Linked DNA regions of Homo sapiens: regions 1, 3, 4 and 5 are each linked to region 2. A link is a contact called in ENCODE Hi-C or POLR2A ChIA-PET data. All regions are on one chromosome and are shown on one strand. Each heading gives the region's core, a stretch centred on a gene start or an enhancer-like site at or near the end of the contact. The rest is flanking DNA. Distances are from core to core; before and after follow the strand shown.

The links. A loop is a pair of places that touch in the nucleus more often than their neighbours do. ChIA-PET counts read pairs that join two places held with the same protein, here RNA polymerase II (POLR2A). Pooled maps may share reads with other maps.
Region 1: a loop to region 2 is called in a pooled map, with 8 times the contacts of the local background. The contact joins the promoter of MRPL43 here to the promoter of ARMH3 in region 2. A Hi-C loop is called at or near these places in 1 of 168 maps with a recorded cell type or tissue (CD8-positive, alpha-beta T cell) and 7 of 50 pooled maps. POLR2A ChIA-PET finds 5 or more read pairs at or near these places in 1 of 52 experiments (WTC11).
Region 3: a loop to region 2 is called in a pooled map, with 15 times the contacts of the local background. The contact joins the promoter of ATP5MK here to the promoter of ARMH3 in region 2. A Hi-C loop is called at or near these places in 6 of 50 pooled maps. POLR2A ChIA-PET finds 5 or more read pairs at or near these places in 2 of 52 experiments (Caco-2 and GM10248).
Region 4: a map of CD8-positive, alpha-beta T cell shows a loop between it and region 2 (16-fold over the local background). The contact joins the promoter of TAF5 here to the promoter of ARMH3 in region 2. A Hi-C loop is called at or near these places in 1 of 168 maps with a recorded cell type or tissue (CD8-positive, alpha-beta T cell) and 7 of 50 pooled maps. POLR2A ChIA-PET finds 5 or more read pairs at or near these places in 1 of 52 experiments (activated naive CD8-positive, alpha-beta T cell).
Region 5: a loop to region 2 is called in a map of naive thymus-derived CD4-positive, alpha-beta T cell, with 8 times the contacts of the local background. The contact joins the promoter of SFXN3 here to the promoter of ARMH3 in region 2. A Hi-C loop is called at or near these places in 1 of 168 maps with a recorded cell type or tissue (naive thymus-derived CD4-positive, alpha-beta T cell) and 2 of 50 pooled maps. POLR2A ChIA-PET finds 5 or more read pairs at or near these places in 2 of 52 experiments (GM12878 and activated B cell).

What each region holds. Positions count from the first base shown.
Region 1 is chr10:100,982,934-100,989,049 of GRCh38, reverse strand. MRPL43 (mitochondrial ribosomal protein L43) reads left to right here and starts at 1,553. Exons shown (of 3, transcript NM_032112.3): 1 at 1,553-1,737; 2 at 1,854-1,960; 3 at 2,075-2,781. The coding sequence starts at 1,607. The coding sequence ends at 2,316. TWNK (twinkle mtDNA helicase) reads right to left here and starts at 1,507. Exons shown (of 5, transcript NM_021830.5): 1 at 1-1,507. The coding sequence starts at 839. It overlaps SEMA4G (semaphorin 4G), which reads right to left. Exons shown (of 15, transcript NM_017893.4): 15 at 3,434-5,745. The coding sequence ends at 4,919. RefSeq lists an enhancer at 1,725-1,794.
Region 2 is chr10:102,052,681-102,058,308 of GRCh38, reverse strand. ARMH3 (armadillo like helical domain containing 3) reads left to right here and starts at 2,136. Exons shown (of 26, transcript NM_024541.3): 1 at 2,136-2,224. RefSeq lists a silencer at 2,047-2,436.
Region 3 is chr10:103,394,784-103,400,011 of GRCh38, reverse strand. ATP5MK (ATP synthase membrane subunit k) reads left to right here and starts at 3,537. Exons shown (of 5, transcript NM_001206427.2): 1 at 3,537-3,603; 2 at 3,980-4,266. It overlaps PDCD11 (programmed cell death 11), which reads right to left and starts at 3,386. Exons shown (of 36, transcript NM_014976.2): 1 at 3,282-3,386; 2 at 1,484-1,596. The coding sequence starts at 1,585. RefSeq lists enhancers at 1,900-2,400, 2,401-2,902, 3,560-3,809, 3,960-4,049, 3,442-4,274.
Region 4 is chr10:103,366,151-103,372,223 of GRCh38, reverse strand. It overlaps TAF5 (TATA-box binding protein associated factor 5), which reads right to left and starts at 4,248. Exons shown (of 11, transcript NM_006951.5): 1 at 3,676-4,248. The coding sequence starts at 4,234. RefSeq lists enhancers at 2,946-3,015, 4,146-4,385, 4,138-4,432 and a silencer at 3,476-4,015.
Region 5 is chr10:101,026,723-101,032,483 of GRCh38, reverse strand. It overlaps SFXN3 (sideroflexin 3), which reads right to left and starts at 1,250. Exons shown (of 12, transcript NM_030971.6): 1 at 950-1,250; 2 at 2-170. It overlaps PDZD7 (PDZ domain containing 7), which reads left to right and starts at 1,355. Exons shown (of 17, transcript NM_001195263.2): 1 at 1,355-1,411; 2 at 2,100-2,490. The coding sequence starts at 2,265. RefSeq lists an enhancer at 728-937.

The DNA of each region.
Region 1 (6,116 bases), core at 304-2,803, 1.1 Mb after region 2:
GTAGGCAGCCCCGTGGACTGGTTCAAGGCCAGGCTGTCAAGCTCACGACTCGTCAGTACCACCTCAGCATCTCGACGACTAATCAGTGGTAATCCAAACAGATTGTGGTAGGCGCTGGGTCGGGGAATAGTGGTTTCCTCGTAGCTCACTCCATCCCCCTGGCATTTAGCCTCTAGGAGCTTCAGGCCTCGTAATCCTGAGCCCCCAGGGGAGAACCAAGGGAAGACAAGACTGCGAGCAGGTCGCAGATATCGCACACTGAAACGCTTGAGTGTGTCATCTGTAACCTTGGTAAGGCCAAACATTGTATCAGCCAGCTGAACCTCCTCCTGATCAGGCAGCTCCCAGAGAGGTATTGCTCGGTTCCAGATCCTCCGGACCTCCTCGCTGTCCTCAAATTCTGGTGCCTTGCTAAGCAGAAACCCCTCCCTGGCCCCATCCCCTCGCCCCTCCACGCTGGCCTGGAAGTCTTCCCAGCTCCCTTCTGCTAGGCTGGTCATGCAGAGAAAGTGGCCTGTGGTCTTGTCAATGAAGAGGCTGAAGGAAGTGGTAACACCAGTCTGGCCTTTGAGCTGTGAAGACTCTGCAAAGGGGCTCAGTGCCCGCAGGCAACTGTGACCATCCTGGAAGGGGATCCCATGCCCCCGCAAATACTGGCGGATTTCAGTTGCAGTTACAGGCAACACTGGCATATCCAAGGCTTGGAGAGTCTCCTTCCTGTAACGTCTGCGAGGAGGGCCTGGGGCCAAGTTTCGGGGCAGGCCCCTCCGACCCATCCACTCCCCACGCAGGGGTAACAAGATACGGAGGGGGTACCCACTTCGGAGGAGGACCCACATTCCTAGCCAAATGTGGGAAGTCACTACTTGAAATGCCTTAGGTGCCTGGTTAGCGTGCCTTCACTAGACCAAACTCTAGGGATATCCCACGCAGCACTCTGCAGAGCTCACTCTAGGTGCATTCTTTCTCTCCATGAATTTCTCCTCTTCAGCCCCTCTACGTTGCTGCTTCACACATATGCCCATCTACACGACCCTTTCGCGTCCACGTCCTTCTACAATGGCTCCCCCACCTCTATGGTCCGTTAGTTAGTTTCTCTCCGCCACCTCACCTCTATGACCCTCTATACAGTTCCTCACTGACACAGTTTCTTTGCATCATCTTCTCACCTCTACTGCTCCTCCACAGCATCTCCTCGTCGTCCTCATTTCTATAGTCATCTGCATCCTTTTTGTAGTCCCTTTGCCCTAGGCCCCGACTAGAGACCCTCTTCCGCTTCTCCTTCCCCTCACTGGGACCTCAACACGGCGAGAGCACCCAGCACGACTCCCGCCAATCCCCCGGCCCAAAGGAATGCCAGTCTCTATCCTCCCCCGTGTCTTCACTCCGCTCTACTACTCCGAGCTCCGCCGCGCCGGCCCCCAGCCCCAGGTTACCACTTTTCTCTCTCCCACTTCGCCGGCAACGTGAGTCTCCCGCACATGCTACTCGCCTTGACCTCGGAAGCAAAACTCCGGGAGCGGTCGTCCCGGAACCGGAAGCCTCGAGGTTTAGTCCCGCCCCCCTCTCCTCGCTGCTTAGGCTCCGCGGCCTCCAAGCTGTAGCTATGACGGCGCGCGGGACTCCGAGCCGCTTCTTGGCCAGCGTTCTCCACAACGGACTGGGTCGCTATGTGCAGCAGCTGCAGCGTCTGAGCTTCAGCGTCAGCCGCGACGGCGCCTCGTCTCGCGGCGCCAGGTGAGCCAAGGGAAGTGCGCAGGCGCGGGTCGGGGTGGGTGTGGAGGTGGCAACGACTCCCCGGGTAGGTCGCCCCCAGTCAGGGGTCATACTGCTCACTGTCCCGGGTCGCTTAGGGAGTTCGTGGAGCGGGAGGTGATCGACTTCGCCCGACGGAATCCAGGGGTCGTAATATATGTAAACTCGCGTCCGTGCTGCGTGCCCAGAGTAGTGGCCGAATACCGTGAGTGGGGCCGGGCTCGGGCTGGAGGGCGGGATCAGGGGCTCGACCCGCTATCCTCCTTCTCGCTTGGTCGCACCGGCCAGCTTCCACCCACTCTCACCCCTCTTCTGCCAGTTAACGGGGCTGTGCGCGAGGAGAGCATCCACTGCAAGTCGGTCGAGGAGATCTCGACGCTGGTGCAGAAGCTGGCCGACCAGTCGGGCTTGGACGTGATCCGCATCCGCAAGCCCTTCCACACCGACAACCCTAGCATCCAGGGCCAGTGGCACCCCTTCACCAACAAGCCGACCACGTTCCGCGGGCTACGCCCCCGAGAGGTTCAGGATCCTGCCCCAGCCCAGGTGCAAGCACAGTGAAGAGTTGCCCCACCAACTGCAGCCCCAGGCTTTGGACTGTTACTCCGGTAAAGGTGGTTCTTCCCCTTTGGGATTCCAAGCCCAGGCAAATGGAACCCATCAATGGGCAAGTTGACAGAGGTTCTGCTTGGGATAATGAAGAGCTGCCTGTTTCTTTCCAGTGCCTGCTTCTGGGGGCAGTGACCTTGTGAACCACTCATTTTTATGCAAGTGGCATCCCTAAAACCTGAGATGAGGAAGACTTCAAGGGTTTTACAGGGCCCTTGTTTTTTAAATCCAAATTGATAATAATGATCTCAAAACACAGTGAGAGGTCTGAAGGCTGGCTTCTGAAGAATCCCTGATGTCTTATTGGAACAACCACTGAGCTACGGAGAGCTCTGCTGTGATGGGCTAGGCACTTTATATCTGTGTGAATACAGATTTATAAAACAGGTTAATAAACTTATCCAAGGTCACATTTCAGGTCTGTCTTCAAAATGTGTGCATATGTTAAGCACAAGCCTCAGTTTTCATTATTTTAAAACTAGACGCAGAACATATAACAACTGTCAGGTGGTTAGTATCAAAGGCCAAGTGATTAATCTAGGCCTGACCCCTGAAAGGGAGAGGGGAGTGATTCTCAGACCAAGTCCTGGCTGACAAGCTTTCTCTGGTCTTAGCTATACATCTCCTTCCCCCCACGTCCCTCTTTGTGCAGAAATAAAATCCATGTCCCTTGAGCCAGCTGGTGGGGGGTGCTGAGAACCTTGGGGAAGGGCAGGAAGGCTGATATTAATGAGTATTTTCTAATCTTAGTTTAAAAAGGGGGGATGGTGGGGAAATGAGAGGCAGGAAATGAAAATCTAGAAACCCCTGTAAGAATTCTTGAACTGTTGTCATTTTCTTGTCATGCCCTAACACCATGATCAATGAATAGTGTGAACCTTACTAAAGAGGCCTGTGTGCCTGCCAAGGAGTCAGGATGGAAGCGGAGGATCCCAATTTCCTCTGCAAATAGTTGTATTGGGGAGCAGAGCCAATCCTGGAGGCAGATATCACCTTCTGTATAGGCTCAGGAGCCTGTCCCCTGGTGATCAGGGGTGGGCGCATCTAGATGAAGCAGACTAGTCATAGCTGTGGGGAAAAAGGGTGTTTATTAACCAACGGCAGGGGGAGGAGCTGAGCCCAGGCTCCCCACTCTGTCACATGCCTGTTCCACCCACCTGGTTGTAAGTGGGGGCATTCCTAAAGAAGTGTAGCCATTCTCACAATAAATACATTCATTGTGGGGTGGAGGTGGGAGAGGTTGGGTGAAGGGCAGTAAAAACCCGTGGGATTCCACGTTCTCAGCTACAAAAATAACAGTCATCCTCACCCGAGGGGAATGGGGGAGCTCAGTCAGAATTGATTGTCCCATATAGGCCTAGAGACTTCAGAGGCCCCTGGCCCCTGAAAGTGCCCCGGTGAGGTAGGACAGGGGTAGGAGCTAAGCGTCCAAACTCCCAGCCTCTGCCCTTTGCATAGTTCCAAGAATGGGCTTCATGTGCCAGTTGAGACATCAGATTTCTCCTCCCTTTCCCTGCTGTAGTCTAGAGGAAGCAAATGCTTGATTCCCCCAAAAGAGAGGCTGGCTCATTGAGTGCAGTGTTGGTCATCCATCCTAGGCAAGGGCCTGTGAGGACAGTTAAATGGGAGGGGGATCTCCCTCTGAAATGTCCACGGACTAAACCCAACAGACAGGTCCAAGACAGCAAGGGAGGCTCAGAGGTGCATGTGAGTGGAAATGTAAGCACATGTGTGATACAGGTGTGTGTTACCACATGTGCATGGGGATGGGACATGCCTGGAGCTCTGTCTCTCATACTCTTGAGAATGACCAAGGAGAGTGGGGAGGCTGATTCACAAGGGCCACACAGGAAGGGAGAGGAGGGGAGTGATGCAGTCTTACCTCCCCAGGCTGGCCCGTTCCCAAGCTCTTGACAAAGAGGTCACCACATGGGGCTGGGGAAGAGGACCAGATAGGATGTGGCAATTGGGAGGGTACCCCAAGTCCAGAAGCAGGGATGAAACAAGAATGCACCAGGAGAAGGTGAGGGTGGGGGCACTGCAGCCCAGCCGATAAACATTCTTCCATGTGTGCATGTGAATGTACGCAGGGCTTAGGTGGCTGGCAGAGGTCTTGTCTGGTTTCAGGACCATCCAGCACACAGGGCCATGCAGAGGGTGGTGACATTGAGCCCATATGGACCTGCAGAGCCCTGCCTGGGAGAAAGAGAAAGGGTTTGGGCAGATGAATGGAACAGGAGGATGGAGTCCTCACCTATAAGTGTTTAGGTTAGGGGATAGGAACTGGCTCTGGGTCTGCAGGGCACCTGATCCTGAGGGAGCACCTACCTCTGAGGAGCACCGATGGGCCTGGGCTGCTCACATGTGGGTCTGTGGAGACTGAGGAGGGGGCTTTGGCTGGGCCTGACTGGCCAGCCCTACAGGGACATCAAAAAGTTGGGAGAAGGGTATGGAGTGGGGGTAATGAAGGGAGGGTGGCTGTGTTAGGGAGGCAGTGGCCCAGCCTGGGACAGATAGGCTGGCTTGGAAGAGCATTTGTTCTGGGAGGCTGGGCTCAGACAGAGCTCTCATCTAGCTGCTCCACGAGCTGCGTGTGCTTCCTTTTTTCCAGGATGCGGCTGAGTTCCTCGGCGAAGGAGCAGGGCCCTGCTGGTACTCCATTGTTGCTCTGCCTCAGAAGCACATAGCTATTGCCATTCATCCTCCGCAGCCGGCTGGGCAGTGCCACCAAGCCATTGGTCAGCTCAGCCGGTGGCGGTGGGGGCGGTGGGGGTGGTGGGGCTGGGGCTCCCTCCCCAGGGATGATCTGGAGACAGCTGCCCTCCAGGCCCCCAGCCCCCTCATCATCACCCTCATCTTCCTCTCCAGGACACTGGCCTGAGACTGTCTGCAGTTGCACCGCAGATCCTCCTGCCCGGCTGGCCCGACCCAGTGAGTATTTCCGTCGGCGCCCTCGTCTGCCTTCCCGCAGACAGGCCACATAGAGGAGGGAGGAGGCCAGGATGAGGCAGAGGCCACCAAGCGCGGCAATGGCTAGCACATAGAGCAGTCTCACATCAGGTGCCAGCTGTGCCCCAGGTGTGGCAGGGGCTTTTGGAGCTGGGGCAGGAGTGGCTGGCCGGACTGTGAGACTATAGGAGGCCAGCAGGGTGCGGAGGCCATTTTCCTCGGCATAGCAGCCATAGTTGCCACTGTGCTCAGGCTGTGCATCTGTAACCAGCAGCCCGTCCACGCCCACACGGTAGCCACCCTGCCCATCGCTCAGGCCCATGCTCCCATTGAGTAGCCACAAGGCCCGGGCCAGGTTGGATGGCTGGTCACAGGGCAGGAGGACATCATCACCCCGGAGCACAGAGCGGGTCTTCAGTGGTGGTGGTGGCCCTGTGGGGTTTGGGGGAGAGGTCAGTACCAGCCCGTCCCAGGAAGGGATTAGAGATGGCAAGCCAGACTGTTCACTGCCAAGTCCCTGGCACCAAGCACAGAACCCAGAATCACAGTGACAGCTGACCCAGGCTCTGTGCTCATGCTTCCACAGAAGGTTCACGTTGGCCCTTCCCAGGAAGCAGGCAGTGCCTTGGGCCCTTTTCCATTCTCTCTCCATGCTCTCATCCTCTCCTGTGGTTTCAATTTCTGCCATCTGCCAGTAACTCCTAATCTCTACCTCAGACTTCTCTCCTGAGTGCCAGACTCGGATATCTACCATGTGCTGGGCATCTCCACATGAGGTCTCTTGGACACCTCAAAACCAAAGC
Region 2 (5,628 bases), core at 887-3,386:
TTGTGTACAAGGCAAGGGGGCAGGGTAAGGAGTGTGAGTCATCTCCAATGATAGGTAAGGTTACACAAGTCACGTGTCTGCCGGACAGGGGGCCCTTCCCTATTTGGTAGCCGAAGCAGAGAGAGAGGGGACAGCTTACGTCATTATTTCTTCTGTGCATTTCTCAGAAAGATCAAAGACTTTAATACTTTTACTAGTTCTGCTACTGCTATCTAGGTACAGAGCGGAACAGGAAAGTGAACCAGGAGCGTGACCGCTGAAGCACAGCATCTCGGAGAGGTTTAAGCCTCCGGTTGGCTGCGGGTAGGCCTGGCTGATGTCAGGCTTCCAACAAGAGGTGGTGAAGCAGAGTGTTCTCTAACTTCCTCAGGGAAAGGCCCGTCTGCTAAGTAACAGGTGCCTTCCCAGGCACTGGCGCTATGGCTAGTCCAAGGTCTGCTAAGTAACGGGTGCCTTCTTAGGCACTGGCATTACCGCTAGACCAAGGAGTCCTCTAGTGGCCCTGTCTGGGCGTGACAGAGGGCTCACACTCTTGCCTTCTGGTCACTTCTCACCGTGTCCCTTCAGCTCCTAACTCTGTATGGCCTGGTTTTCCTAAATTATAATTGTAAAATATAAGTTATTAATAAAAGTAATGCTACAAACTAATGATTACTAATATTCATATATAATCACATCTATATTCTATTTCTAATATAGCTATTCTTATTTTAATTATTTTCTTTATTATACTGGAACAGCTTGTGTCTTCGGTCTCTTGACTCGGCACCTGGGTGGCTTGCCGCCCACAGAACTCTTCTCCACTTCTTTTTTGTTTTGAGACGGAGTCTCGCTCTGTCGCCCAGGTTGGAGTGCGATGGCGCGATCTTGGCTCACTGCAACCTTCGCCTCCCAGGTTCAAGCGATTCTCCTGCCTCAGCCTCCCGAGTAGCTGGGATTACAGAGGACTGCCAACACGCCCGGCCATTTTTTGTATTTTTAGTAGAGATGGGGTTTCACCATGTTGGCCAGGCTGGTCTCGAACTCCTGACCTCAGGTGATCCACCCGCCTTTGCCTTCCAAAGTGTTGGGATTACAGGTGTGAGCCACCGCGCCTGGCTTATTTTATTTTTTTTACTTGTTTTTTCTTTTTAATAGTATTCTTGCTGTTATAGCACATCTTTTTAAACCTTCCATTTGTGTATAAAAAAACAGAGACTCAGGCTGGGTGCGGTGGCTCACGCCTGTAATCCCAGCATTTTGGGAGGCAGAGGCGGGTGGATCACCTGAGGCCAGGAGCTTGAGACCAGCCTGGCAACATGGTGAAACCTTGTCTCTACTAAAAAATACAAAAATTAGCCGGGCGTGGTGGTACACTCCTGTAATCCCAGCTACTGGGGAGGCTGAGGCAGGAGACTCTCTTGAACCCGGGAGGCAGAGGTTGCAGTGAGCCGAGATCGCACCACTGCACTCCAGCCTGGGCAATAGAGTGAGACACCATCTCGAAAAAAAAAAAAAAAAAGAAAACAAAGACTCAGAGGCAGGGAGTGGTGGCACGTGCCTGTAATCCCAGCTACCAGAGGCAGAGGCAGGAGGACTGCTTGAGCCTAGGAGGTGGAGGCTGCACTGAGCTGTAATTGTGCCACTGCGGCACTCCAGCCTGGGCAAGGGCAAGATCCTGTCTCAAAAAAAAAAAAAAGGAAAAGAAAAGAAAATAGATTTCTGGCCAAGTTAATAGAGCTTTACACGCTACTTTGCACTTATCAGGCACACACGTATTTGTTGAAAGAATGAGTTTGTTTTCAATCTTTCACGTACAAAGTTGTAATACACATTTGGAAAATATATCTTTCCAAACTTCGCCAGTATTTCTAGAGGATACATGTATTCCTAGAAGTAAAATTGCTGAGGTCAAAGAGTCGGCCATGTTTCGGAAAACTGCTATTGCGACCCAGTAGGCCCTCAATAGACAAGTCCACTGCGAATTTATTTCTCGCGATGCCTTTCGGGAGTTGTAGTCTTTGCGATGCTTGCTGGGAATCGTGGTCTGAGCCGGTCTCAGGAAGCGGGCGTGGACTAACCCATTGCGCGCCGGGCTTTAGGACCCGGCGGGGCGCGGGGACACGGGAAGGGTCGGGGAGGTCGGGAGCGCGCCCGTGAGCCCGGAGCAGCGGCAGCGTCGGTGGCGTCGAGAGCGAGCGGGCCCGGGAACGGCGCGGGTGGTAGAGGAGGAGCCGCGGGCTCGGTAAGCGGCGGCGGCCAGGCCCGGCCCGGTCCTCGAACCTGACCAACCCTGCGGGTCCTGCCATACTAGGCCTTGGCCCCGAGGCGGTTCTGGGGGCGGGGCCTGCGCTGGCCGCGGGGACGACGAGGACGCGAGGGGAGAGGGAGGGAGGACGGCTGCTGAAGCTGCGTATGCCGGGGAGGGCTGGGCCTGGGGGCGGCCGAGCCTAGAGAGAAACGGCTTCGCTCTTCCAGCGGCCGGTCCCTCGGACCACACGGTCCCGGTCACGTCCCTCTCCCGCATCCCTGCGGGGCCTTCTGGCTTCCGAGGTGCTGACCTTTGACCCCGCCAGCTGCCCCGAGAGCTTCCTCTCCTGCTGTTCTTGGTCCTGGGGTGCGGGCGTAGGGCAAGGCACCTCTGAGAATCTCAGGGATAGAGGAAAGCGGGTTTGTGCGAAGTCTTCAGGTGTCCCGGAAGGGCTCCAGTCCTGTCCCTCTCCAGGCTCTGACAGGCTTTAACCCACTCTTCACACGGAATCAGTGAAGCTACTGTGTTTTCTTTGGGTTACTCGGCGAGAGCCCAGGAAAGGAACCTGTTCCCAGGAGGGTATAGGGAAGGAAAAAGTAGAGAGAAACCTGGTCCCCTGGAGAAGGAGAAGCTGAGGCGTGCTGCCCCTGGCGAATGGGGAAGCAGAAACTTGGGCCATACCCAAATGTATGTCACTGGATCATCCGACCCTCCGCAGTTCTTCCTCTCCAGAAAGTTTTTTATTTTATTTTATTTATTTATTTATTTATTTATTTATTTTGAGATGGAGTTTCGCTGTTGTCGCCCAGTCTGGAGTGCAGTTGCCCGATCTCGGCTTACCACAACCTCTGCCTCCGGGGTTCAAGCGATTCTCCTGCCTCAGCCTTGCGCTACCACGCCCAGCTAATTTTATATTTTTGATAGAGACGGGATTTCTCCATGTTGGTCAGGCTGGTCTCGAACTCCCAACCTCAGGTGATCCGCCCGCCTCGGCCTCCCAAAGTGCTGTGATTAAAGGCGTGAGCCACCGCGCCCGGCCTTTTTTTTTTTGTTTGTTTGTTTGTTTTGTTTTTTGTTTTTTTGAGACGGAGTTTCGCTCTCGTTGCCCAGGCTGGAGTGCAATGGCGTGATCTCGGCTCACTGCAACCTCCGCCTTCCAGGTTCGAGCGATTCTTCCCCGTCAGCCCCCCAAGCAGCTGGGATTACAGACGTGAGCTACCACGCCCGGCTAATTTTTGTATTTTTAGTAGAGACAGGGTTTCGCCATGTTGGCCAGGCTGGTCTCAAACTTCTGACCTCAGATGATTCACCCACCTCGATCTCCCAAAGTGTTCGGATTACAGGTGTGAGCCACTGCGCCCGGCCAGAAAAAGTTTTGAGCTTAGTGAGAGCTTTTTCTTTGCTATCCTTTAGTTGCTTTGTAAACTAGGGTAAATATGATTTGTGTCCCTGCCCGTAACTTAGCAGGATTGGAATTATTTTGGGTGTACCTTAAGTTGGATTTGTGTGCACAATAGCTTCTGTGTGAAGACTTTCAGGATATCAGATCACAGTCAAGGGAAAGAGGGATCCCTCTTGTTACGACTGTAAAGGGGGAATACCCATTTCAGTGACTAGAGAAGCCTTTAAGGTGTTTTCATTGGACTTTTAGGTATTACAATTTATTGTTCAACTTTTTTTTTTTTTTTTTGAGACGGAGTCTCGCTCTGTCGCCCAGGCTGGAGTGCAGTGGCATGATCTTGGCTCACTGCAACCTCCGTCTCTCGGGTTCCAGCGATTCTTCTGCCTTAGCCTTCTGAGTAGCTGTGACTACAGGCGCGCACCACCATGCCTGGCTAATTTTTGTGTTTTTAGTAATGACGGAGTTTCACCATATTGGCCAGGCTGGTCTCCAACTCCTGACCTCGTGATCCACCCGTCTCAGCCTCCCAAAGTGCTGGGATTACAGGAGTGAGTCACTGCCCCCAGCCGACTTGTTCAACATTTGGATAATTAAAACAAGGTGAAAACCTCAAAGCAGTCATTATGAAATTTGGAATCTCACACTGAGCACAGTTTAGGAATCTGTAACATTTGGGGAAAATGGCCAAAAATTGATCCAGGATATATAAGGGTGAACTGTTTATTCAACACATTTATTGAGCACTTACTATGTAACTTTGGGAGGCGGAGGCCGGCGGATCACAAGGTCAGGAGATCAAGACCATCCTGGCTAACATGGTGAAACCCCGTCTCTACTAAAAATACAAAAAATTAGCCGGGTGTGGTGGCGGGCGCCTGTAGTGCCAGCTACTAGGAGGCTGAGGCAGGAGAATGGCATGAACCCAGGAGGCGGAGCTTGCAGTGAGCCGGGATGGTGCCACTGCACTCCAGCCTGGGCGACAGAGCGAGACTCCCTCTCAAAAAAAAAAAAAAAAATTTATACAGTGTAATGGGAATACTGCCATTGCTTGGGAGAGTCAGGGAAATCTTTGCAGGGGGGAGATACTTGAGTTGGGTGTTGAAGGATGAGTAGGAGATTGCACAAGTAAGAAAAGGCATTTTTACTCGGCCTGGTGGCTTATACCTGTAATCCTAGCACTTTGGGAGGCCTAGGCAGGTAGATTGCCTGAGCCCAGGAGTTTGAGACGAGCTGGCTCAACATGGCGAGACCCCATCTCTGAAAAAGAAAAGGCATTTCATTTGGAGAGAACAGTACTTGCAAAGGCTTGGTGAGGATGTGAGAGGAAAAAAAATTATTTTAAATCTCAGAAATTTGTCCCAAACAGGATGTGTGGTGGGGAAACTGCTAGGAGGTGAGACTGAAAAGAAAGTGGGGAGTCATTGGAATTTTTTTCTCTTTTTTTTTTTTTTTTTTTTTTTTTAGCTTCTGAGGAGTTTTTTTTAAGTTAGGGAGTGACAGAAATGCAGATTAAAGTAATGAAGAATGAGGCAGTGAGACTAATTAGAGTTGTTGCAATTGACTGAGAGTCTGAAGAAAGTGTAGCTGTGGGAATGAAGAGGAGGGGATTTTGGAAATACTGTACTTCTGAGATTGATTCAACTTCTTAGGAAGAGAGTGGGCTAGGATTTCTAATTTGAGAGAGTGGATGTATGGGGATTTCATTGACAGGATATGGATTAGAAAAAGTAGAGCAGGTTTCCAAAGGTTAGGGTATGGAAAGAGGCATAGGGGATATGGTTTGGTATGCCGAGCTCAGGTTGCTTGTAGGATGTACCGATGGAGACCTTAGTAGGCAGCTGGAAGTGAGAGACCTGGTGAGCTTAATGTATTGGCACCAGCTTTGAGTGAGGGCATATATGAAAAAAGTCTTGGGGAAAAAAAAATGTTTATTTTATTTGTCTATAAGGAAGTAGCAGATTATGCACTTCCTCCACTTAATAGTGAGCTTCTCAAG
Region 3 (5,228 bases), core at 2,288-4,787, 1.3 Mb before region 2:
GTTTCAGCTAAATTATATAAAATCCAGGCACAGTGGCTCACACCAGTAATCCCAACACTTTGGGAGGCCAAGGCGGGAAGATCACTTGAGATTAGGAGTTCAAGACCAGCCTGGCCAACAGGCTGTATTTTTTTTTCCACTAAAAATACAAAAAAATTAAGCCGAGCATGGCAGCACGCACCTATAGTCCCAGGTACTCGGGAGGCTGATACAGGAGAATTGCTTGAACCAAGAAGTGGAGGTTGCAGTGAGCTGAGATCACAACACTGCACTTCAGCCTGGGCGACAGAGCAAGACACTGTTCCTCATCATGGAATTGCAATCAGTGCTTCACAGTACAGTTGAAAAGATTACATAATACAGACCTAAAGCCACACACTCAAATGTTAGTTCCCTTTCCCCAAGCATTTGGAGCACAGCCTAGTCTAGGTGAGACTGTGAAGTCTAATGCAAATTCTGACCATTACATGTGGCAAGGAACCCCTGTAAAAATGCAATGATCAGTCAGACACAGTGGAACATGCCTGTTGTTCCAGTTACTCAGGAGGCTAAGGAGGGAGGATCGACTGAGCCCAGGAGTTTAAGTCCAGCCTGAGTAACAGAGTGAAACATCATCTCTCCCCATCTCTTGAAAAAACAACAACAAAAATAACAAAAACATCAGCTGGGTGCAGTGGCTCACACCTGCCATCCCAGCACTTTGGGAGGTCAAGGTGAGCAGATCATCTGAGGTCAGGAGTTTCAGACCAGCCTGGCCAACATGGTGAAACCCCATCTCTAACAAAAATACAAAAATTAGTCAGGTATGGTAGCAGGCACCTGTAATCCCAGCTACTCACGCCACTGCACTTCAGCATGGGCAACAGAGTAAGACTTCGTCTCAAAAAAAAAAAAAAAAAAAAAACTGCTTCCTCTCCATCCTTAATCAACATGGCACATGGCAAAGAGTGTCTAAGAACAAGGAACAGCACTTTATTTATTTTGTTTGTGTGTTTTTTGAGACAGAGTCTCACTCTGTCGCCCAGGCAGGAGAGCAGTGGCACAATATTGGGTCAGTGCAACCTCCACCTTCTTGGTTCAAGCAATTCTCATGCCTCAGCCTCCCAAGTAGCTAGGACTACAGGTATACTACCATGCCCAGCTAGTTTTGGTATTAGTATAGACGGGGTTTCACCATGTTGGCCAGGCTGCTCTTGAATTCCTAGCCTCAAGTGATCCGCCTGCCTCGGCTTCCCAAACTGCTGGGATTACAGGCATGAGCCACTACGCCCAGCTAATAACAGTACTTTAATACTAAATGCCAAGCTTCAAAAGATACAGCCTTGTGGTGGTATGGCCTCTCTAAATGAGTTAAATTTATAGAAGTAGACTTCAATGCAAAAAAAATCTGGAAAAATAACACATTCTCAAATAAGGCTCATTTTTCACAAGACACTACAGTAAAAGTTTCCAGTGAGTGTCACCAAACAAGCATACTACTTACATCAAATAAGTTGTCTTGTTCAACTGACTGCTGGAAAGCTTTCTCTGGTTTGTGGATCTTTCTTGTACCTCCTCGGGGGAAGCTTTCTTCCAGGTTTGCCATGTTTGGGTCTCCTAAAAACAATGCAAAGGATAATGGTGACATGTTGTCTTGGTAGCAGATTTCAGAAAGGTGTTATCAACGGGCAAGAGACAGAACGTTCCAGCAATATGCTAGACAACATTCAGGACTACAACATAGATGGTTTAGATGTCAGGCCCGGAATAATCCATACTTCATCTTTCCAAAGGTCTCTGCTTCAAAACCACAAGTCCACCCACCTTCTTCCAGAAAAAGAAGTTATAGATTCAATGTAGCACATACTCACTAAGAAGCTACAGTTAAGTCAGAGATACACTGTAGCTCTACAGATGAATATATAATCCTCTGCCTTCAAAGAACATGCACACTTTTTGGAAGATAAAACAATTATGCAAGTAACTTAAAATGCAAATCAGATTATAAATGATCACAAAGATGTAGGAAGGGATAAGGCAATGTAGGAAGGGATAAGTAAAGGAGGCAAGCTTCATAAAGAAGATCTTTTTTAGCTTAAGGGTAAAAGATGAACAGAAGCTTGACAGGTAGAAAGGGAATGTGAGAAAAGACATGGATGGGAAAAGCCTATTATTTCAATAAACACCAGCAATTTCCCTATCAAACAACTGCTCAAAGGCTTGCTGTTGTCTCTGAGGAATTATTCAACTAGACCACTGGGAGATTAAAGCATAAAAATTGAAGTTAAATTTTAAAGAAGGCCGGGCACCATGGCTCACACCTGTAATGCCAGCACTTCGGGAGCCCGAGGCGCGTGGATCATCTGAGGTCAGGAGTTCGAGACCAGCATAGTCAACATGGCGAAACCCCGTCTCTACCAAAAACGCAAAAATTAGCCGGGCGTGGTGGCCTGCGCCTAGTCCCAGCTACTAGGCAGGCTGAAGCGTGAGAATTGCTTGAGGCCGGGAGGCGGAGGTTGCAGTGAGCTGAGATCATGCCGCCGCACTCCAACCTGGGAGACAAAGTGAGACTCTGTCTCAAAAAAATTAAAGGAGAAGTTGGGCTTTTTTGTGGAAGACCTTGAATTAGATATGGGTAGTTTGCTTTGGCAAGTCAGAGACTTAAGCAGGGAAAGCGAGAGAACAGTAAGCAAGAAAAATATACTGCAGGCTATAGATTGGACATGAAGAGAGACAGTATTGAAGGCAAGTAAATTCGGTAGAAGGATTCAAATGCACTGTTTCCTGTTATCTCAGTGACAGAAAAAAAAAAAAAAAAAAAGGATTCAAATGCAGTACAGCAGAGAAACCATGAGAACCAGAACTGGGTATAAGTGAAAACAGAAGACAGGAGAGGTTAGTTCTGACAGACACTTGGTAATAAGACTCTACAAGGGCTTTAGACTAAAGAAGTGATGACCGGGTGGGGCCAAGGATATGGAATCAGGGATGGGTATATGATTCATAGAAACAGGAAAGTTTGGGGGGTCTAGTTTGCTGATAATTTCACCCTTAATTTCCTTTCAAGCAAGGGGAAACTGAGGCTCTGAAAAGTAAGGCGATCCAGGGGCACAGAAGATACTTAGGCTACTTTCCGAACACAAAGCCTGGGGTTACAGGGGCTGCTACAACAGAGCCGGCTTCGAAGCGGGGCTAAGGTGGCCGAACCACACTCATCTAGCGTGTGCCTGGCAGGGAACCAGGCCTGGGACAGACCTGACAGCCATGAGGTTTCCTCCTTTTTCGCCTCTGCCTTTACTCACCAGCGCCACGGCGTCTGCACCCAGCTACCACTAACCTCGCGCCGCGGTACTCACACACGCGGAGACCAGGATACCCACAGTCCAGTGCAATTCTTCCGGAAGTGTGGGCGGGCTCAACACCCTACTTCCGTTGCTGTGTTGCGGAGGTGACCTAGAGACAGGAATCGGAAGGGCGGGATTTGGAGCCATAGCCAATCGTCGCATTAGGCCGAATCGCGGGGGCCGGCTAAACGCGTGCGGGGGAGGTGGCTTCTTCCGGCCGGGCCGAGAGGTGGTTACATTCGTTGAAGGACACCAGCTGCGGAATTTGCGGCTTTGGCAGGTGGGTGAAGAGGGGAGTCCGGGCTTGGACCTGGCGCCTGCACGTTGCAGGACCGCCCGCCGTTTCTGGCCGAGGAGCAACTCGAGTTCTTAGCTTTGGAGGAGAGAAACGGTGGGGAATGGGAAAGGAGCTAGAAAAAACGAGGGGCGCAAGGGGGCGGCCAGCGGGTGAGAAGCCTCGAGGTGAGGCGGATAGGTGCGCCCAAGGGCTCCCACAGTTTCCGAAGACCCTTAGATTGCATTCGCCAGTGGAGAAAAATGAGGCCCTCCGCGAAGCGTCCCTCGAGGTCACCCAGTGACGTAATATTGGACGAGGACTAGGGCTTCTGATCCCCATCACCGGCCGAATTAACCTCTTTTCTTCTGTATGTCCATAGCTGTTTGTTCCCACCGAGCTGTGCTTTAGGAAGCTGGCCAGCCGGGCCTCCTTTAGGTGCGCTGCAGCCTTTTTCAAAGCGAGTGAATGTGGCCCGGCCCCTACAGTTCGCCAGGCCCGCTGTAAAAGGGTTAGATTTCAGTCTATAGACGATCAGTGGGAAGGCCTTTCCTAGGAGGTAACCAGAACAGAGAGCTGTAAACTCCGTGAATGCAAGAGGCTGCTTCTGTTACCTGAGTGGTTCTCACTCATCTTTGCCTTCCTTACCTCGTGATCTCACCATTCCAGGTAGGTGTTAAGTTAGAAAGGAAAATAGCAATATCGAGGAACAGAGAAAGTAACAAGAGCTACTGGTCACTTTGGACCTTTAATAAAGTGCCCATCTCACAGGTGGAGAGAGGCACGGAAGGATTAGTTACATTTAAGAGCAGTTAGTGGCCGGGCGCGGTGGCTCACGCCTGTAATCCCAGCACTTTGGGAGGCCGAGGCGGGTAGATCACCTGAGGTCCAGAGTTCGAGACCAGCCTGAGTAGTATGGTGAAACCCCGTCCCTACCAACAATACAAAAATTAGCCGGGCGTGGTGGCGCGCGCCTGTAGTTCCAGCTACTCGGGAGGCTGAGGCAGGAGAACCGCTTGACCCCGGGAAGCGGAGATTGCAGTGAGCTGAGATCGCGCCACTGCACTCCAGCCTGGACGACAGAGCGAGACCTTGTCTCAAGAAGGGCAGTTAGCAACTTAATTAAAACATACCACCGTTTAACAACATTAAATCACAACTAGGAGTCTTACAAAGGGCACTGTAAACACAAGGGTTCCTTTATCTTTGCCCTAAAGTAACCTGCACCGTGCTGAAGAGTGCAGAACCAAATTTTTCGACCTTACTCCATTATCTCACCAGCAACAATCCCGTTCCCCATTTGGCCCTCCATTTGAGCCTCTCAAGAGTCCTCCTCCTTTAAGACCCAGACTAACTTGAGTGATTGATTTCAGTTCTTGAACCATGCACTTCCCTGCAATCAGAATTAGTCTTCTGTGGGATATCACAAAACATCAGCCTTCCTCCCATATTGTGTGTAAATTAAAGGGAAATTTAAAGCGCTGTAGTATTGTTGGGCATATCCTCCTAAAAAGTTTAGTTAGATGTAATGTAGTGGAGGTTTTCGTTAATGGTCAAAGTGAAGCCCTTATTTTCTGTAGCGTTTCTCCTAAAAACCTACTTCAAACCCTAAGAAGTGAATCCAAAAATGT
Region 4 (6,073 bases), core at 2,999-5,498, 1.3 Mb before region 2:
GTGGCTCACACCTGTAATCCCAGCACTTTGAGAGGCTGAGGCGGGCAGATCACAAGGTCAGAAGTTCAAGACCAGCCTGGCCAACATAGTGAAACCCCGTCTCTACTAAAAATACAAAAATTAGCTGGGTGTGATGAGACGTGCCTGTAATCCCAGCTACTCGGGAGGCAAAGGCATGAGAATCACTTGAACCCAGGAGGCAGAGGTTGTAGTGAGCCAAGATCGCTCCACTGCACTCCAGCCTGGTGACAGAGCAAGACTCCGTCTCAAAAAAAAAAAAAACAATAACAAGGAGTCAGTATTTCTCCTGGAACTACCTGATGTTAAAGACAAATTGTATAAAAGATATGTGCAAATCAAACAACTACATTAACTTTCTCTCAATGCTCTGTGCAAATGGCACCCACCACGACCAAGCCATGCACTGCAGTAACATTCCCAGCTCTCTGGGCCACCCAAGCACTGTGTAACATTCTTGTAACATATCCTATCCTGTGTTCCCTTCACATTATATACATCTCTTACCCCTTACAAAATGTAAGTACTTAAGGGTGGGAAGGACCATGCCTTATTTATATCTTCAAAAGATAGTTATATGCTTAAGACAATTTCCATAACCACCACTTCAAAACAGAAAACGTAAGTATTTATTGGTAATACAGCACCACCTAACAATACATCTGTCAATTAAATCAGTCAATTAATCTGTCAATTAAATCAGAATTTGGTTGTTGGAAATTTCTGTAAGTTGCCATTATAGTACACTTTGCTCTTTACTGCAGAAATGTGATAATTTCTTTGGTTACTCTGATGGCCTCTTTTCCTCCTTACTGATTTCTCAGTTATGATCTATAATTAGGTCAAGTTTCTGAAGAGATCTGAGATTACAGCAAAATAACCAACAATATAATTCATCTTATAGTTCATTCACAAAATTCAACATTCAAAAAAGATTCCTCTCTCTTTTTTTTTTTTTTTGTAAAGACGGAGTTTTGCTCTGTCACCCGTGCCAGAGCACAATGGCTTGATCTCAGCTCACTGCAACTTCTGCCGCCTGGGTTAAAGTGGTTCACCTGCCTCAGCCTCCTGAGTAGCTGGGGCAACAGGCACATGCCACCACGCCCAGCTAATTTTTTTGTATTTTTAGTAGAGATGGGGTTTCACCATGTTGGCCAAGCTGGTCTTGATCTCCTGACCTCAAGTGACCCACCCGCCTTGGCCTCCCAAAGTGCTGGGACTACAGGCGTGAGCCACCGAGCCCGGCCTTCAATCACATCTGCACACATTTCTATTTACGGATTACAATGAGGTATGAATACAATGCTATGTATGAATACTTCATTTCTGGCAATGCTGCAAAAATTAGGCCTCATACAGACTAATTTGGCTAAAAGCTCTGCACTGGGTAATTCAATAAACATTTATTGTTAGCTCAGGATCACCTTTGATACCTTATACGGTATATGAGTTTTACTGCATGGATTTGTGACAACAGTTGCTGGGAGAAAGGAGGGGCTCAGGTTTCAGGTACATACACAGAGGCATAAACTTATCCATACCAAACATTTTACATATAGATATTATAAGTGCCTCAAGTGGCCGGGCACGGTGGCTCACGCCTGTAATCCCAGCACTTTGGGAGACCAAGGCGGGTGGATCACAAGGTCAGGAGATCGAGACCATCCTGGCTACCACGGTGAAACCCCGTCTCTAATAAAAATACAAAAAAAATTAGCCAGGCATGGTGGCACGTGCCTGTGGTCCCACCTACTCGGGAGGCTGAGGCAGGAGAATCGCTTGAACCTGGGAGGCGGAGGTTGCAGTGAGCCAAGATCACACCACTGCACTCCAGCCTGGCCGACAGAGCGAGACTCAGTCAAAAAAAAAAAAAAAAAAAAGCCTCATAACCACTCATTTAATAGAGAGAGAAAATTCAACATGAGAATGACCTGCCTCCTGACAATATTAATGTAAAAAAAAAATTTTTTTTTTGAGACAGAGTCTCGTTCTATCACCCAGGTTGGAGTGCAGTGGCGCAATCTTGGCTCACTGCAACCTCAGCCTCCCGGGGTCAAGTGATTCTCCTGCCTCAGCCCCCCAAGTAGCTGGGATTACAGGCATGCGCCACCACGCCCGGCTAATTTTTGTATTTCTAGTAGAAAGGGGGTTTCGCCATGTCGGCCAGCCTGGTCTCAAACTCCTGACCTCAGGTGATCCACCCGCCTCAGCCTCCCAAAGTGCTGAGATTCACAGGCATGAGCCACGACGCCCGGCCAATACGAAGGTAAAAAAAATTAAAAACTAAAAAAATAATGACAATCAGCATCACACAAGTAAATGCAGCAAAGACAAAAAGGTCTGTCCAATGCCCATGCCTAAACACATGGCTCTCAAGCTGCCATATGTCAATACTCCTTAGAAGCACTTATTCAAAAGTGAAGATTCCCAGATTCCACCTCTAGAGGACCTGATTCACTAAGTCTGAAGTGATGCCCAGGAACCTGCATCCTCCAAAGACTTAACACTGGTGGTACTCAGCCCATATATATTTTTAAAATTTCAGCCGGGTGCGGTGGCTCATGCCTGTAATCCCAGCACTTTGGGACGCAGAGGTGGGTGCATCACGAGGTCAGGAATTCAAGACCAGCCTGACCAATATGGCGAAACCCCATCTCTACTAAAAATATATTTTTAAAAATTAGCCGGGCGTGGTGGCGCGTGCCAGTAGTCCCACCTATTCGGGAGGCTGAGGCAGGAGAATCGCTTAAATCTGGGAGGCAGAGGTTGCAGTGAGCTAAGATCACGCCACTGTACTCCAGCCTGGGCGACAGAGCAAGACTCCGTCTCAAAAAAAGAAAAAAAGAAAAAGAAAAAAAATTCAACTTTTAGCTGAGATTCAGGGGGTACATGATGTGCAGGACTGTTACAAGGGTATATTGTATGGCGGCCGGGCGCGGTGTCTCACGCCTGTAATCCCAGCACTGTAGGAGGCCGAGGCAGGTGGATCATCTGAGGTCAGGATTTCGAGACCAGCCTGACCAACATGGTGAAAGCCCGCCTCTACTAAAAATACAAAAATTAGCCGGCCGTGGCAGTAGGAGCCTGTAGTCCCACCTACGCGGGAGGCTGAGGCAGGAGAATTGCTTGAACCCGGGAGGCGGAGGTTGCAGTGAGCCAAGATTGCGCCACTGCACTCCAACCTGGGCAACAGAGCAAGTTTCCGTCTCAAAAAAAAAAAAAATCTATAAAGTATTTATCAACACATCTTTTAAGAGGAACTAAAGAAATAAAGAGAAAATAAAGTACTTACAGTACTTAAAGTACGCTAGTACGAAACTGTACAAACACTGTTAGTGTCATGCGGACCTGCCCAAGGCTCAAAAGCCCAAATGAAAGGAAAGGGACCAAGAGCGTGAAGATCCCGCCTCTCCGCGCTCACCTTCCCCATACATCCCTCTGCTCAACAGCTCTCCTCAGCTTCTCACTGGAACTGACAGCTCGGAAGGGGGTTTGACTGCGCAGCCCGCGCACTAGAGAAAGGGGCGGGCATGTGGCCCTAGAGGCGGGCCCAGGAAATTCAAAACAAGCCCGCAGAGGTGCAGGCCTGCCAGCCCCTGCCTTACCGGCTTGCTCCCCTTCGCGGCGGCCGTACCTACCCGGGACCCCACGGCTCACCTTTACCCGGAGCCGCAGGACCTGAGGCTGAACCTGAGACGACCGTGGCCCCCGAAGCGCCAGTGCCCGGAGGGTCGGGGGCCGCAGGGCCAGGGGCCGAGGCGGTCACCCGGCTGAGAAGCGCGCTGGTCACCTCAGCGCCGGCGCTGTCCACCTCTCCCGGGGCTCCGGAGCCCGCCACTGCCTCCTCCAGCAGCCCGGCCTCACGGCGCAGCGCCTCTTCGGCCTCGCGGAGTTTGCTCTGCCGTAGGAACTGCAGCACGGCCAGTAGAGTCTGTCGGTCATGCGGAGCGCCGGCGTCCGGAGCAGCGGCGGGCACCGGGGCCGCCCCCGCCGGGGCAGCGGCGGAGACAGCCACCGTGGGCTTGGGGGTCCCGCCATCCCCGCCAGTGGACGACGACGCCGCAACGTTCCCGCCGCCGCCGTTGGGGCCGTTGTTGGTAGTGCCGCCGCTACCCTCGCCTGCGCCGTCCCCCGCCTGCGGAGGTAGCAGCGTTGGCGGTCCCTCAGGCTCTAGCTTGACCGCCACCTCCGTCTGCTCCTCCGCCAGCGCCGCCATCTTGCGGCTGAGCCACCTCGCGCCGTCAAGCGTGATTGCATTTTCGCCACATGGAGGGCGGGGAGGAGCATTTCACGACAACTCTAGTAGGCCATTTACGGCAGTAGGAGGAGCGAAAAGGAAGGAGAAACGGAATAGGAAAGAGAGCAACTTTCAAAACCGAGCGAAAGAAAGGCAGGAAGTGGGCATTGGTGACCACCTATTACATTTGCCTGAGAATAATTGCCATTTATTGCAGGCCAGCTATATTTAGGCATTATGATAGATGTTTTACATTATGTGATCTCCTTCAATTCAATAATCTTTTTCTTTTTTCTTTTTTTTTTTTTTGAGACGGAGTTTCGCTCTTGTCGCCCAGGCTGTTAAGCGATTCTCCTGCCTCAGCCTCCCCAGTAGCTAGGATTACAGGCATGCGCCACCACGCCCTGCTACAATTAAATAATCTTATGAGGTAATATTATCCCCACCTCGCAGATGGCTCAGTTGAAACCAAGAGAGGTTAAATAACTTACCAGAGGCAAGAAGAAAGTCCAAATGTCAACATTCGAATCCACGTATTTAACTCAAAAACATATACCATTTGCCAGAGGGAGGCTTCCGAGATACTGGTAGTTTTACATTTTGACCTGAATAGTGCTTACTTTTTTTTTTTTTTTGTCATTTTTACTTTTGTAAAAGTTAATCGAGCTGCATGCATTACATTACATTTATTTATTTATTTAACTTTTGAGACGGAGTGTCGCTCTGTCGCCCAGGCTGGAGTGCAGTGGCCCGATCTCAGCTCACTGCAATCTCTGCCTCCTGGGTTCAAGCGATTCTCCTGCCTGAGCCTCCCGAGTAGCTGGGATTACAGACGTGTGCCACCACGCCCGGCTAATTTTTGTATTTTCAGTAGAGACAGGGTTTCGCCATGTTGGCGAGGCTGGTCTCCAACTCCTGACCTCAGGTGATCCACCGGCCTCAGCCTCCCAAAGTGCTGGGATTACAGGCGTGAACCACTGCGCCTGGCCCGTATACATTACATTTCAATAAAAAGTTTTTAACGCCAGGTGCGGTGGCTCACGCCTGTAACCCCAGCACTTTGGGAGGCCGAGGCGGGCGGATCATGAGATCAGGAATTAGAGACCAGCCTGACCAACACGGCAAAACCCCGCCTCTACTAAAAATACAAAAAATTAGCCAGGCATGGTGGTGCGCCCCTGTAATCCCAGCTACTCGGGAGGCTGAGACAGAAGAAGAGCTTGAACCCGGGAGACGGAGGTTGCAGTGAGCCGAGATCCCGCCACTGCACTCCAGCCTGCGCGACAGTACGAGACTCCGTCTCAAAAAAAAAGTTTTTAAATACCAGAATGTTGTGGTTGTGAAATATGTACGTTATGTATTCATGCTATTATCCGTTATTACAAATAAACCATTTTAATTGTATATTTAAAAATCATGGCCACACGCAGTGGCACATACCTGTAGTCCCAGCACTTTGGGAGGCCGAGGCGGGTGGATCACCCGAGGTCAGGAGTTCGAGACCAGCCTAGCTAACATGATGAAACGCCATCTCTACTAAAAATATAAAAATTTAGCCAGGTGTGGTGGCGGGCACCTGTAATCCCAGCTACTCGGGAGGCTGAAACAGAGGAATCACCTGAACCCAGGAGGCGGAGGTTGCAGTGAGCCGAGATCGCACCATTGCACTTCAGCCTGGGCAGCAAGAACAAAACTCCGTCTCAGGAAAAAAAAAAAAAAAAAAAAAAATCATATATGCCATTTTGCAATGTGCTTCATAGGTTATAAAACCCTCCTGCATATTTTATCTCATTGGAAACTTGTAACTCTGTGGAATAG
Region 5 (5,761 bases), core at 1-2,500, 1.0 Mb after region 2:
CGCTTTCCATCGCTCTCTGAAGCTCTCAGAACCGCCTTCCTCTCTGCCTCCGCTGTCGCCGCCGGGCCCTCCCAGCCATCACGCGGGACGTCACGCGTGACGCCGACCAGCAGGGAGGGGCAGGAGCTTCCCGGCCGCGCCCACCCGGTGGGCACGGGGATTGGCAGAACCTGAGGGCGGTGGGTGTCATTCGAGGCGATGCCCCCAGCCTGGGCCACCTGGACCAGGCCCTAAGCTGCTTCCCAGAGCCAATCCCACCTCGGGGATCAGTTCTGGCCCCCTCCCCAGCCAAAGGGAGGAGGGGCTGGAGCCGCGGGCGCTGCTCCCTTGGTTTACAGTCCCCTGGCGGGCCTCAGCAGACCCCCAGCCCTGCAGCAAGCGGTCTAGGTGCCCAGAGAGAAAGCCCCGGGCGCAGGTGGGCGGTGTGGAGGGGCGGTCCTCTGCTGGCGCGCCGGGAGGGACTCGGGTTACCGCCTGGCTTGTTTACTTGATGGCTGCCTTGGCAATGGCCTTTGGCTTGCTTGTCCCCCTGGGCTCCTACCCCAGTATCCACAAGCTCCTCTTGTAGCAGCGCGGCATTCGCATCACTTCACAGCCCCGTTCCTGTCGTGCCTGTGCCTCTTCTATGTCCCCAGCCCTCTCCCTGCTCCCCCTCTGTAACCCCTAGCTCCACTGTGTCCCTGGTCTCCTTACGCTCCCAACCCCTAGCCCTGCACCCCAGACCGTAGCCCCACCCCTGAGATGTGGAGGGGCAGACGACCCCAGGAACCTCGCGGTCTGCATCCGAGCAAGTGCATCAGAAGGATTCTTAGGATTCTTCCGGTCCTGGGACCAGCTGCCCCACCCTGCGACCATTCCAGAACTGGGTAGCCAGAGACGCCTTCTGACAGAGGAGGAGGATGCAAGTGAAGAAGGCACCCCCTCCGCCACGCACATACTCACAACTCACCCAGCCACCACACAGAGCACGCCTGCAGCAAACTCAGGCTCACGTCCCGCTCTGCCCCGTGACGTCCCTCCACGGAGGCCTCAAGGGTGCCCAGGGAGGGGTGGCAATTCCAGGAGCCCCGGTAGCTGGCTCGGCTCAGAGAAGAGGTGGTTCGAGCCGGAGGGGAACAAGCCAGACCCAAGCCCTAAATTTGCGGAATGAGCTAGGGCGTCAGAACCAGAACTGGGGTGGGTAAAGAACTCCGCTGCCCGGGACCAGGTAACGCTCGGCTGTCCCTGGCGCCTAAGGGAGGTGCCGGAATAGAATGACTGGCGGCCCTACCAGCCAATGGGAGCCCGGGGCGGTGCAGGCCAGCCCAATTCCCGCAGCCTCCGCGCAGCGTGGGTGGGGTTTGCCGGCTGCGGCAGTAGCTCTCGCCTGCGGGTGGTTTGACAAGGCTGGCGGCGCCACACCAGCGACCAGGTGAGGCCGACCAGGCACAAAGGGGTGGGGGGCCTGGAGGGCCGAGTTGATGTTGGGGTGCTTCATTCTAGGTCCCAGAGCTTCTCTGAGGGAACTGGCCCTGGGTTTTGCGCGGGATGTCGTGGGACCCCTCTCCAGCAGATCCTCCCCAAAGCTTGGGAGAGGTTCATGCAGCCTCTTTAGACCCGGAGCCGCAGCCTGGAGCCCGCGGGTGTCTGGGGGTCTTCCTGGGCCTCAGCTGTCTAAGGTCCTGAAGCCCTATCCTCGAGGCCCAGCCCGCCCCACGCAGCCCCCGCCCCACCCCGGGCCACCTCCATGCCCGCATATGCATGAGAGAGGTGATGCCATGAGCTGTCCTGACCTCTCTTTTGTCTCACACCTCTCTAAGCCCCAGGGCCCGCAGTAATCCCAACTCCACTCTCAACCTCTACTGAGGACTGGGGACGGGAGTAGATGACTCAGCCCCGAGCAGGAATGAGGGGTGAAAGGTTCCCACCTGCCTTGTATAAAGTCAGCGAGAGTCCAAGATGGTGCCTGGACGGGGCAGTTCTCTGGCCTAGGGTGAGACAGGAGGGGGGCCTAAGGCATGGGAGGGCAGGATGCTTAAACCAGGGGGAGGGGTGGAAGTTTTAGGGGGCAGCAGGGGAAACATTTACACCCCTCCCTCATCCCTGCTCTCCCTGCCCAGGCCTGGAGCTCACACTTCTGAGAGGCATCGCAAGCGAGGGCCTTCACGTTACTGAGACCCCAGCCCCGCACAGAGGCTCATGGAGCTCGAAGCACGCAGGGCTGGCCTCTCCAGAGCTAGCAGATTCCTTCTGGACCTGTAGGGTGCCGCCCTAGCCCAGCCGCCATGGCGCAGGGTTTCGCAGTGGGCTTCGACCCACTGGGCCTAGGAGACCTGAGCTCCGGCTCTCTGAGCTCCCTCTCCTCCCGAGGCCACCTAGGCAGCGACTCAGGCTCCACCGCAACGCGATACCTGCTAAGGAAGCAACAACGGCTGCTGAACGGGCCCCCCCGCGGAATCCGAGCCTCATCGCCCATGGGACGCGTCATCCTCATCAACTCCCCCATCGAAGGTAGGGGCGGGACCCAGCCACTGGCCTGGGTTGGGGAGGGTGGGGGTAGGGGACAATGGGAACTCAGCAGGAGGAGGCAGAGCCAGTATGATTGGGGGAATTCAAGAGATGGGAGTCACAGGGAGGTGGCAGGCCGCCTGGGAACCCATACACTCTTCCTCACCTGCCCTTGGCCTCTCCTCCAGGCCAATCCTGCAGGGGTCCAGGGTCGTAGAAGGGTCAGAGGAGGGAAAGAAGGCCATGGCAGCAGGGACAGGCATGCGTGTGGTATGCTAGCCCCTGGTGGACAAGGCAGGGGATTGAACTGGCCTCTCTCCCATGGGCTCTGCCCTTCTCCAGATCCATTGTGTGTACTTCTGGGGGATGGGGCAGGATAAAGAAGGACATCCTCCATCAACCAGTCCATTGTGTGACAAGCTCTGTGCTGGGCTGCGAGGAGTCAGTGCCCAAGCGGGTAGACAGAATTCAGGGCTTCCGTGCTGAAGGAGGGGAATGAAGGCAGCACAGCAAATGTTCAGAAGAGGAGGGTTGAGGGTGGAGAGGGAGCTCCATCAGGGAAGGGGAGACCTAAGCTTATGTAGTTGCTTAATGCCGCTTCATGGAGCACAATTCTATACCAGCCCTGGGGAGGTGTTACAAGGGACCTAGAGAGAAATCAGGCTCCCTCTTCACCTTCCAGGAATCTACAGTGTAGCAGGACAGAGCAATAAGAACAGCTGGTGGCAGGGGTGAGCTGTCACCAACAAAGGCTGGAAGTGAAAAGCATGGAGCATGGTAGGTGGGCACTTAGGAGCCAGCCTGGCTGTAGTGACAGATGTGAGGTGACTAACAGCTGATGAGCAAGACAGGACCTAGAATGCCAGGTGCGGAGCCAGGCCCCCTGAGTCTGAGCTTTCTGTGAGCAGGACCAGATAAATATCTCCAGCTCCTCTCCTCTTTCTTAGCCAGCAGAGCTCCCCTGGCTGGATCCCAGACTGGACTGTTCAGGCCCTGCTCCTCCCCCTCTGACCCAGCAGGGCATCTCTCTTCCCCTCCCTAGGCCACTGGAGCAGGGTGGGGCATGTTGCTCAGGGAGCAGGCTTTCCTCCACCAGTGCCCTGGCACGCTCACCCCTGTCATACACCAGTCTATGCTTCACCCTCTGGTGAGCACAGGGCACTGCTGAGGGTCACCACGGTCATTCTGGTGAGGGAGCAGAAGTCCCCAGAGGAGTTAGGAGACATTGGGGAAAAGGGAAGCAGGCACCGCATAACTGTCTTTATTAGTCCCATTCTATTAAAAGAACTATGCTATACTCCCTCTGATACACTCTTTCTGTTTCTCTCTCTCTCCCCTTCCCTTTGCCCATGTATGATGCAAGCGCTGTTTATAACGTCTTTTTTTTTTTTTTTAAGAGGGAAAGGGTCTTGCTCTGTCGCTCACCCAAGCTGAAGTGCAGTGGTGTGATCATAGCTCACTGCAGCCTCAAACTTCTGGGCTCAAGTGATCCTCCAGCCTCAGCCTCCTGAGTAGCCAGAACTATAGGCATGCAACACCAAGCCCAGCTAATTTTATTTTATTTTATTTTTTGTAGAGACAGAGTTTCACCATGTTGCCCAGGCTGGTCTTGAACTCCTAGGCTCAAGTGATCTTCCGGCCTCAGCCTCCCAAAGTGCTGGGATTATAGGCATGAGCCACCATGCCTGGCCTATACTGTCCCTCTAAAGATCCTCTTCCAGGGGTTTCATGATTGCTTTCTCCCTCTGCCTCATGCTAGCGCCACTGTGCAGCCAAGGAAGCAGCATCTCCTAGCAGTGAGGGACTGAGGAGTTGCTCTGACCACTTGGCTTCTCCTCTGACTGGACTGGGACCCTCTGAGCTCAGAATTCTCCCCTCTGCCTGAGAACAGGTATCTCCCAAGTCACCGCAGCCTGGAACCCTGCCCCATGTTATTATTTAGATCACTCCCGGGGAGTAAAGTAACTGATAAGGAATAAACGGTGACATTGCCACCTACATCGGCCCCATGAGATCCCACCAGCTCCTTAAATTCAACTGGTCCCAGAGAAAATGCATTACCTTTAATCCAGGAAAGCATTACCCTTAATGCATTTCTCCTCACTCTCCTAGTTTGACCATCCATCCATCCATTTATTCTTTCACTTATTCAAAAAAAATACCTATCAAATACCAAGCACTGTCCAACATATTGGAGATATACTAGAAGAGTATTACGAAGTCCCCACCATGATTGAACTTATGGTCTAGTGAAAAGAGACAGATAAATCACAAATAAGCGAACGACGACAAAGGATGGGAAGAGTCAGAATGTGATCATCTGATGACATGATAGAATGGTGCTTCTCAAACCTCAGATGCCTCAGAATTGCCGGGAAGGCTCATTCAGGGATAGATTGCAGGGCTCAGTCCCAGAGCTTCTGGTCCAGTGGGTCTGTGGTAAAGCGAAGGAATTCCCGTTTTTAGCAAGTTCTCAGATGACACTGACGCTGCTGATCCAGGATTACGCTTTGAGAAGCCCTACAAGAGGTACTCACTGGGAGGAAGGGAGGACACTCCAGGAAGCCTTCTCCAAGAAAGTGGTGTCTGAGCCAGGAGGGGAACGAGGAAGAGGAGCTGACCTTCTAAAGGCCTGGGCAGGAGCACTGCAGGCAGAGGGAACACTGGAAGGGCTTGGCCTCCATGAGGAACAGGAAGATCAGTGTGGCCAGAGCTCAGTGAGGGAGGGGAGGGTGGAGGGGAGGGCGGAGGGGTGGGCAGAGGAAAGCCCAGGCAGGGCCTTATAGGGCATGGTGAGGAGACTGGAGTTCTAGAAGCAGGAACAGGTGTTGAAGTTTTTAATCAGGGAAAAGACATGAGCTAATGTAAAAGCTGACTCTGGGTACTGTATAGAGAATAGCTAAAGGCGGCAAGAGTGGAAGCAAGGATAGTGCCGGGGCTGCAGTGGAGCACCTGGGGGAGAGGCTGGGGCAGTGGAGGTAGAGAAGATTCCATCCTTGCAGGGCTCAGGCTCCTGGAAAATCTCAGATTTCACATTCCCTGACCTAGGGCCCTAGGGAGGCCCCAGTGAGGCCCTGAGGAGAGAGGGTTGGTAGCAAGGGAGTAAAAGGCTCCTTGGCTAAGGCTGAAAGTGTCCTGAGATCTGTGTAATCTAATCAGCTGGGAAAGCCCTGGCCCCCCACATCTGTCCTGCACCACCCCTCCCCCCAGGCTGCCCTCGGGGATTTCTTTCTGAGCTGCCCTGGCCGTGCCCTGTAACCTGACTTCTCTTAGA